4 separate regions of the Homo sapiens genome follow, and all the other regions are linked to region 1. A link is a loop called in an ENCODE intact Hi-C map of the cell type or tissue named here. Cell type or tissue: GM12878. All regions are shown on one strand.

Evidence for each region. Hi-C counts contacts between places; a loop is a spot of excess contacts. Peaks named below come from ENCODE experiments on the same cell type or tissue, not always from the same donor. Only the 100,000 strongest peaks of a DNase experiment are listed, where the experiment ranks them.
Region 2: it touches region 1 in a loop (12-fold over the local background); 8 of 110 quality-filtered maps call a loop at or near these places.
Region 3: it touches region 1 in a loop (6-fold over the local background); 2 of 110 quality-filtered maps call a loop at or near these places.
Region 4: a loop joins it to region 1, with 7 times the contacts of the local background. A loop is called at or near these places in 9 of 110 quality-filtered maps.

The regions. Positions count from the first base shown.
Region 1 is chr13:35,163,125-35,165,624 of GRCh38, reverse strand. It overlaps NBEA (neurobeachin), which reads right to left. Exons shown (of 59, transcript NM_001385012.1): 24 at 1,116-1,269. Among named protein-coding and RNA genes, the nearest start is that of NBEA, 220 kb to the right of the region's middle. In GM12878, a CTCF peak has its summit at 1,118 (motif pointing right); a DNase peak (open chromatin) is centred at 1,104; H3K27ac peaks cover 593 bases.
Region 2 is chr13:33,727,959-33,730,458 of GRCh38, reverse strand. No RefSeq gene overlaps it. Among named protein-coding and RNA genes, the nearest start is that of RFC3, 89 kb to the left of the region's middle. In GM12878, no CTCF peak of the experiment used is centred here; DNase peaks (open chromatin) are centred at 110 and 1,558; H3K4me3 peaks cover 522 bases; H3K27ac peaks cover 2,500 bases.
Region 3 is chr13:35,788,338-35,790,837 of GRCh38, reverse strand. The region is part of intron 16 of DCLK1 (doublecortin like kinase 1); the gene reads left to right. Among named protein-coding and RNA genes, the nearest start is that of LINC00445, 92 kb to the right of the region's middle. RefSeq lists an enhancer at 612-1,113. In GM12878, a CTCF peak has its summit at 1,319 (motif pointing right); a DNase peak (open chromatin) is centred at 1,319.
Region 4 is chr13:33,553,873-33,556,372 of GRCh38, reverse strand. LOC102723406 (a long non-coding RNA gene) reads right to left here and starts at 1,640. Exons shown (of 6, transcript XR_007063750.1): 1 at 1,556-1,640. It also overlaps a transcript of STARD13 not described here. In GM12878, no CTCF peak of the experiment used is centred here; a DNase peak (open chromatin) is centred at 1,254; H3K27ac peaks cover 879 bases.

The sequences.
Region 1 (2,500 bases):
ACACAACTCTCAATTTACCAGAATTTGGTATAAATCACCAGAGGAAAAGAGAGATTAAAGAAAAGGAGTGGTGTATGTATACTTGCACTCTTCACACACCATCAACAATTTATACTGTTCTTCTTAGCTCCATTTCCTTGGTTCAGCTGCTAATTTGATTAAGGCCCTACTGGTGACTTGCTCTGTTGCATTCCTCCTTCTGAACTGGAATGCTTCCCTTTGTGGACTTCTTGAGCAAATTCATGAATAAAACAGAAGAGTAAGGCCTGGGGAAAGTGTGTGAGGATATAGCCTATGGCTGCTAATGTTGAAGTTTCAAGGCTGCTCTGGTGATGGTGGTGGCATTAACAAAAGAACAGTAAGAAAAAGAGTCATGTAGAAAAAGCTTGTTAATGATGAAATACACTTAGAGATCAACTTGGAAACAGTGTCTCACCAACTAAAGCACATCTTAGTAAAATGAAATATTTCCCTCTGGCAAAGGTATGCTTTCTGAGCTTAAGGATGAGTTTCTAATACGGCAACAAGAACGTGGGTAATATGGGAAGCAAAATTCTATATTCTTTCCCATCTGAGCAAGTAGCTATGGAGTCTGCCTTGGTCTGAATCAAAGAATTTGTTTTTAATGACAACTAAAATACAAAGTTAACATTGACCTATTTTATTTTAAATGACATACACAATTAACATTAAATGCCTTTAAAATGTATTATATTAACACATTTCAATGTTTTATATAGAAACAAATCAAGACAAGGCTAGATTTTGTAAAATAAATGTTGAATCAGTAAATAAATGAAAATGTTAAATAACAAGGATTTTAAGAGTTTATTTATACTACAGATTTGAAGAGATATACAATATCTTTGATGAAGAATGCAATACTCTTCTGATGAAGTATTCATCAGAATTACCAGAGAAACATTTTCATAAGCACACACAGCTGGAACCCAACACTGATAAACAAAAGTGGTGGAAATAGAAATTTAAATGGTTAAAAATTTGCCTAAAAAGTACAGGTCTGGTTAAAATGTGTTTATAGCCTAGACCACCACTGAAATGCTAAAGTCATGTATTTATAAAATATAACCACTAGATGGAGGCAAAGTACTTACAGTTGGTGATGTAGCAGCAGAGAGCAAAGGTAAAATTCCTCCACAAGCAATGATGATGTTGTCTACCATTTGGGAAATGAGGTGAATTGTGTTATGTACAAAAATAATATTTTCATTGCTATTGACAAAATCCATTACAGACTTTGTAGAATGGCTAAAATACAGAAAACAGAAATGAGTATGTTTTGGCTTACTTAAATGAAAAGCTTAGACAATTAGAATAACAAGTGAAAAATTATAGAACTGTAGGAGCTAGCTATATTTAAAATTAAATTATAAAATAAAGCAATTTATAATTGAGATATCATATTACCAAAAACTAAGCATTCATCTCCACAGGATTTTGTTGTATCCAAGTATATTAACTCATTATATTATTACTTTGCTTGAAAAATACAGTACTAGATTCTAAGACATATGACTGACTCAACAAATTTGGCTAAAAATATTTATTTTGCCAAATCTGATTGTTTTTTGTTGAAAGGCAAAACCTTTTAAATATAAAAAGTATGTCTAATGTTAAAAATAATATGGAAACTCAAAATATAACCAATTCAAAATTTTCATAACCATAAATAAAATTTGAAACCGAAAACCTAAAAATTTAACTGAAAGTTCTATTTTGTAGGCAGTTTCAATTTGTCACATCCCCAATGACTTCAGCCCCACCTTTGACTAGTCACATTGAAATGTATACTGCTAAAGAAGTGACATGATAGGGGAGTATAAATAAATCAGTACAAATTCAAGAACTTATTTAATAAGAAAAGGAAAAAATCTCAAAGTAAGTTGGTAGTACAGTGTTCTCATACAAAACATACAATGTAGATGTCAAAAAAATACCCTGCTTTCGTTTGGTGTCAGTCAAGAATATAATTTTTTTTTTTTTTTTGAGAAAGGATCTCTGCTGTCACCCAGGCTAGAGTGTAGTGGTGGGATCATGGCTTAGTGCATCCTCAACCTCCCTGGGCCCAGGAGATTCCCGAGTAGCTGGGACTACAGGTGGACACCACCACGCCTAGTTAATGTTTGTAAAAACAGGGTCTTGCCCTGGTCTCGAACTCCTGAGCTCCAGCTATCCTCCCGCCTTGGCCTCCCAAAGTGCTGGGATTATAGGTGTGAGCCACCACACCTAGCCTGAACTGTTTTTTAATGGGAAAAAAATAAGATTAAAAAAAAGAAATTACTTCATGGTCAAAATTGAGTCAATAATTCTCACCCTTTTAGAGTTGTGAATTATTATCTATCACTGTGTATCTTAAATTTCAAGATGTTTCTCTCTGTCCTAAAAATAAAGTGTTACCTTTAAAAAATTTAAATTACATTAAATTCTACCTGGGTAATTTCATGAGAGCCCATTAAAGAAAACAAAAACACAGAGTAGG
Region 2 (2,500 bases), 1.4 Mb after region 1:
TCATGCTCAGCAAGCATGAGTTCCCTTCTTTTCGTTCCCTCTCACTTGTTATTTGGCCCATGTTGTAATGGTTCTGCATCATTTCCTTCCCCACCTTCTACCCCCCACTGCTCCCCTCTTCACCCTCAAGTATCTCACACCCTTTGTGACAGAGGAAGTTCTTATTTCTATGTTTCTAGTGAAGCACTCTGTGTGTGTTAACATGTCTCTCTCTAGAAAATAGTTGGTGACCTTGCCTCCCTGCTCCATTATCCTAGCTGGGAAAATGTACTGATGCCCAACTCATTCATGTCAGTACATTTCAGCTAGCACTGATTGTTGCCTGCACCCCATGCTAGAAATGCTGAGAAATTCCACTGAAGTGTATGATATGATTCTTTTTGTCAAGAGCAGTCTCTTTCAGAAAGACAAATACTGTTCATAACATTCTTGCTACTTCCATTCCCACTACTTCGGCAGCTCTCCACCATTTATGGAGCACTTAGATACTCTGGGCTAGGCCTCTAGCATATGTGACAGGAAAGTTTTTAGCTCGTGCAAGGTATTGTTATAATGATTCCATTTTACAAATGAGGAAAACTGAAGTTTTTGTTTTGTTTTGTTTTGTTTTTGAGACGGAGTCTCACTCTGTCACCAGGCTGGAGTGCAGTGGCACAATCTCGGCCCACTGCAACCTCTGCCTCCCTGGTTCAAGTGATTCTCCTGCCTCAGCCTCCCAAGTAGCTGGGACTACAGGCGCCTGCCACCACGCCCAGCTAATTTTTGTATGTTTAGTAGAGACGGGGTTTCACCATGTTGGCCAGGATGGTCTCAATCTCTTGACCTCATGATCCACCTGCCTCGGCCTCCCAAAGTGCTAGGATTACAGGCATGAGCCACCGCTCCCGGCTGAAAACTGAAGTTTTAAGAGGTTAGGCAAACTGCTCAGAATTGCACAGCTCATAAGTATCTAAACTGGAGTCTGAATTTTGATCCATTTGACACCGAAGCCCTTAACCTTTCCATTTCTCAATAGAACAAAAAACAAATGAAATGTCATCTCGACACTTTACAATTTAGACAATATGCCATTTATATAGATTGTTTAAAACTTTTCATTAGAAAACAAAACAAAATCAATTTATGAAAGGGTAGACTTGACTCTTATCATGGGTCCAGATAAATGGTTCACCATTAATAAAGTCAAAGTGTGCACTCACTGAGCCGACATTCAGTACTAGGAGTACTTGCATAGCCTAGCAGGATTTTGGTCAGGACATTTTTTATGGGTGATTGTCTAAGATGGGCAATGTGTTCTACCACTTATTAAACTAGAAATGCTCCCCAAGGATTAGATTATAGATTTCCAGAGTCTCTTCTCTCCTCAGCATTGACTGTTTAAAGCAAATTTTCACTTAAATGCCCTTGAAGTCAAGTTGGACAGATTCAGTCCTGCCATATTCCAATAGCTCCATGTTCCCTCGACATGAACTCTCAGCTTTACAAGTACAAACAGGTGCTCAGGGTTCAAAATGACAGAGTTCACCGCAGTTTCCCAATAGCACATTATTCGTTTTCAGTTCCTGTTTCTAGCACTGAAATGGCACAGCCTTTAGCATGATTTAAACTGCCTGCTTAGAACCTAGCTGAATAATATTTGACTTTCAGCACTGCTGAAAGGATACTTAAAGCACAGACCTGGCATCTGTGTCATCTTCTGCAAATCAAGGTTGATTAATAACAAAATCACCTCGCCCTGGCATCCTGCCTTTCATCTGAGCAAGACTGAAGCTATTCCTGGAAAAAATCCAGCTTTCTTTTGCTACAGTCCTGAGACATGCCAACTGACACAGCAGGGGCAGGAAGGAAGGTCAAAGTTAGCATTTGAGTTTGGGCTGTGGGGAGGGAGGAGACAAGATGGCAACTGGTCCTTAAGAAACCCAGTGTGAAGGTTCTGTACGGTCAGGGCCCAGGGCTGACATCATGGGTGGGGCCACCATCATGCTTTCTCTGTCCAGCCAAGCTGGCACCCTTTTTATGGGCGAGCCTTCCTTCTGGAAATTGTTGATGTCATTAGTGGGTGTGGTTTCAGGCACTTTTCCCGCCTTTCTCCTGAAAACAAGTAGGTTATTCTTCTACATGAGAGAGTTCAATCTGTGCTCCATGGAAACTTGCCATGGCTCTAAGGACTTTTGAAAATGTGGAGTTTAGACTACGGGAATTTTTGTAGAGGAATTTTTTTCCTTCACAATTTACATTAAGAGGAAAAATATTCTGTCACTACTTTCTCCTAATTTTCACCTCACTGTGTCTTACAGCATTGCTGCCTACCTAAGAACACTGCAAGAATGTGCTAGAAAGTAGTAAAACCCATGCAAAGAAGATGCTTTGTGTTGTACTTGACATATATTGGACTCACTTGTATTGCAGTGCTTTCAACTAAATGTTTTCCTTCATGGCTCTTATCATATTTGTATCCATCTGGCCATTTGTGTAGTTTTTAATATTTTTCTGCCCCACC
Region 3 (2,500 bases), 630 kb before region 1:
AAATAATATTCCAAAGTATGACTGCCAAGAAAGATTATTCTGCTATGAAGCAAAATAAGTGGGAGGTAGAAGAAAAATTTTTTATAAATGGTATATTCTATAAAGACTATTTGATAATTTAATAATTTAATATAATGATTAATTTGCTCACATCATTAAAAGTTCAGGAATTGATATAATACAGTGATGACTTCTCTTTGATAGATTTACAAAAACTGGTTTCAGCATAAATTTCATTCAAACAGAATTTTCCTAGGTATATACGCTCTCCCCAGAGGCTATAAAATAATGTATTTTAAACCGCCTTTACCATGGGACTAATTTTTTAGAATTACATACACCCTTTAGAATGTTTTAAAAATTATTATTTAGGACATAGTGTTAGTTTGTGGTTTGGTGGCAGTTGGGGAATCAACAATTAAATAATTAATTTTTAACTAGTACTTCTCATTCCTTAGTTAGAAACCTAACTACCTGCTGGAGATCACCAATGCTCATCAGAGAATCTGTGACACTCTTTCTTTCTTAGAATGACAAAAGAAAAAAGCATACTGTCATAACCGGCAGCCTCTCTCACAGGTGTAATTTATGATATGAGAGTAGTTTAACATGTACTCATGTTCTGAATTGTAGTGTTTTTTGTTCATGTTGTCATTTTTTTCTTCTGCTTCACAGTCTGTACATTATTAGGACCAAAGAAAGGACAAATGACAACTTTATATTAAGGTCGCAAGAGGGCCTCGAGTTGGCTAGGACAGTAATTACCAGCTGGAGGTTCACAGGGATCACACACCCTCCTGAAGGAGGAAAGGTGCTCTGACATTAGGTCAAGCCATGGGATTAGGTGGAAGGCATTGCATTCCTTAGAATTGCAGCATTCTGTGCCTCTCAGAGAGACGCCATTGTCCCTCTGCTGCCTTTCTCAGTAGTTGGGGGATTTGAAAAAAAAAAGAGAGAGAGAAAGGGAAACAAAAGGTTATTAAAATGCAATTTATAGACATGAAATGAATTAGAGATGACATTTTAACGGTGAACTTTTTGAGAGCTGAGGGAAGAGAGAGAGGCATTATTAGATTTGCTCAGCTTGATGAAGAACCGATGACTAAGATGTCAGTTCCAATTTATTTTTCCTCATTTAACACTGTTTATTATTTTAACCAATAATTTTCCTAATGCTTTAAAGTTCTTCTTTTGCATTTTGCTCATGCAAATAGAGCGTTTCAGTCTAATTGAACAAATCCATACTAATCAGCATGCATATAATTGTGACACTGGGAAGCTTAGTTCTAAAATGAGACCTGTTATATGACACTTTGCCTGTAGATGGCAATAGAAAGCTAATTACTAAGTAGCTGTCTTTGTGGCCAAGCATACACCTTCATCTTCCTGAGAGCCAGTATACTTTGATTTTTTTCTCAATAAAATGAAACACACATTTTTAAAAAGATTAAAACTTCACATTGCATTTTATGCACACTTGGATAGCCTAGTTTATAATCAGAGCACAAAATCCTCCAAGCAGTTTTTAGTTTAAATGCCTGGTGCCCTGGCATGTTTTTGAAATGCCTTTGTGAATTTAGAAGCAGAAACTGTCATCAGCATCATACCAGTAACGCACTTGAAAGAACACATGAGCCCCTCTGAAGAAAGGTGTCCAAGTCGCATCCTCTCGTGGGCAGAATGGGGAAGCGGGTACACAGCATGATTAGTGTCCTTCAGGTTTGGGGGATTGAATCTTTTATCCCCAGGTACCCAAAAGCTAACATCTTATTCCAGGATGAACAACTTTGAGAACTTCTCCTGTCTTCTATTTATTGTACTTTGTGTTAATCAAAAGCACTTAACTGTTCATATGCATTTTTATTATACAAAGAAAACTATTTTTTGTTTTATTTCACTTTCCATATTTTCATAGAGAAAATTTATTGACTGTTTTATACTCTATCTTCTTAGTTTAGAAATGTAATTAAGATTCACCTTTAATTAGATCATATACCTTTTATAAAAAGGAAAAGAAAAGAAAAGATTCACCTTTAAGAGTAGCTCTGCTTTTGAAGATTAACTCAGAAATTTAAATGCTGTAATTGATGAGGTTTCAAAACCTGATTCTTTTCCTCTTTCATTTCATAGTTATGAAGCCCTCAAATTTAAGCCTTATGCGGTAATACTCTATGGGGTCCAATCTGCTTTCTCTTAAGTGGCTAATGCTCATTTCAGTACTTTATTGAATTGTGAAGCATTTTCTATTCTATGGCATATGAAGAGGTGTTTATATCTTTTGAAATTGAGAGGACATGATTAAAATGGTCATTCAAAAACTTGTTTGAAGAACTAGATCTATTTGAGCAAATTGGCCTCCAAAATAGTCATGAGGTGTCACTTCCTGCCTTTTTGTTGTCAGTATGCAGACTTAGGATATTAGCTAGTTACCCTGCAGAAGAGGCATCGTAACTATATATACATATAGAATCAATGAAGAACAGCTTGGTCTGGAGTCTTA
Region 4 (2,500 bases), 1.6 Mb after region 1:
GAATTGGAGGCTGCAGTGACCTAGAATCACGCCACTGCACTCCAGCCTGAGTGACAGAGTAGGACTCTGTCTCTTTAAAAAGAAATTTTAAAAAAGTGAGAAAGGAAAAGAAAAGGGAGGCGGGAAGGAAATGAATAAGCATTGAAAACATTCTTCATGAATATCTGAACCCTATTATAAAAAAGAACAATTAAACATCATCTTGATTTTATTTTACCTTACCTTATGAATTTTTCCATAAGAAATCTAACGTATTAAAAGTCCATTACATTGTGCAAAATGCCAGTTTTAACAGTAAACATGACAGCATTAACTTTTGTGTGTTCCTACTTTGCCAGTTCTTGCTTCACTAGCTAAAGAGCCCTGTGTCTATGAAAGCTCCACAGCCATGGCTCTGTCATTTATTTTTCTGAAGAAGAAATATTATTATCTCCAAACCTGGGGCCTCAGGAATACCACATCAGACAATAAAAATGGGTCAGACTATAAAATGGGTCTAATACTAACAAGAGATTGAACATCATAGAAGAGTGGGCAAAGTCCATTTACCTAACTTATTTCATGTGATTCTCATAATTCTGATGTTAGATACTAAGACCTTATTATCTCAATTTTTTAAGTGAAATAATTGAAGTTTGCAGAGGATCAGGGACTTTTCTAGGTTCACTTAACTAGTGTCTAGCAGGACAATGCTTAACCAGTATTTCCTAACTCCAAGTTGTTTACTCTTTCCATTAGATCACCATCCATTCTCTCAAAAATCTAACTGAGGTTAGGTTGGACTACAGAGGAACGAACAGCTGTTTGGGATGATCAGCAGCTTAGAGAATAGCATTAGAACTTACAAGAATGTACCCAGGGTATTGAAATTTATAATAAAAACAAACCTCCCAATTACAAAATAATTTCAGGATAAAAAAGGTTTACACCTAATAAGGCCATTCTCTTCTTTCCCAAAAACTTCATGAAAAGTTAATGCAGACAGTTGGAGCATTTTAGCTCCTCTGCTGGTCTGGCCTCTGACTAAAAATAAACAAGCCCTCTCCCCTGCAGAAGCTTTGCTGAAGCCCAGCAAGAGGTTAGAGAAATAGCAGACATGGGCTTAGCTGATTTGATGCTAGGCTAAGAGAAAAATCCAGGCTTAAGGTCTCTGATGTGAAAAAGAGGAATGGATTGAGAGGGCACCTAACACCTAGTTTCAGTTCAGATACTAACTAGTTACATATGACCTTAAACACATTTTGAAACCCTTTATGATTACTTCCTACATCCTTTCTTAGTTATCTCAGAACATGACCTAGTGCGGAGTTTCTGACACTGTGATCCTTAGACTACCAGCCTCAGAACCACCTGGGAGTGTTTGTTGTTAAATGCAGATTCCTGGGCCCTACATCCAGACCTACTAAACGAAAATGCCCTCAGATGAACCCAGGAAAACCAAGGTATGCTTTCAAAGTTTGCATGCTTAAAATGTGCCAAACACTAGGAGGGCTTTTGAAATAAATTACACATAATTTTGATCCCAACCCCAACATTTACTGGAAAATTACTTCACCTTTATCTCTGTGGAGTTTGCAGCCCCAAGCCTTTTCTTCTCAGTCACACTCAGCCAGCTAAGCCTCTCTGGACCTCACTTTTCCAACCTCTGAAATGGGTAAGACAACATTCAGCATATTGAGTGGATATGAAAAATAAATGAGATCATGCATTTATATCTTCAGTGTGCCTAACAATTTATAACACGTAAAAAATAATAAATATTAGGTAACTTTACTTTGTAATAACAGGCCTTAGCATAATAATAGCAGATATTTGATACTTACTATACATAGTACCTGGCACATTCCATGTCTTAATTCATGTAACTATCATAATAATCCGATGAAGAAGGCACTATTATTATGCTCAGTTCTTCTAGAGAGGAAGAGTCTGAGGCATGGAAGGTTAGGTAACTTGCACAGGGTCACACAGACAGTAGGTGATGGAGTCACAAGCCCTCTATGCGAATCAGCTACAAAATTGAGAATTTCTCTTTTAGAATCACTGCCACCATCACTGCCTTCAACAAATACATGGCAGAGCTGCATCCCACTTAGAAGTTATGAAATTGGGGCCAGATTATTTTGATACATACCACATTTTGAGATACACTGCCAAATTAAGAGGCTAAAAAAATTACATCTCCTGAGTATTTAATGTTCCTCCCTATATAAGTATTATACTATTTTAATTATTATAGCTTTAAAATGTGGTTAAATATCTATTAATATTGATTAGGCCAGATACCCAATGGTGAAGAGAAGATATAATTGAAATTCATAAACTCATGGAAGGGAGAGGCATTTAGCATATTCACCAAACTCTAATAATAATATAATGAATATGTTAAAAATAGAAATCTTTTAAAAAATTTGCTGTGAATCCTGAAAACTAAACTATAAATTCTAAAATTTTGATATAATTATTGGGAAATTTTTAATTAAAATAATGCTTGCAGCCA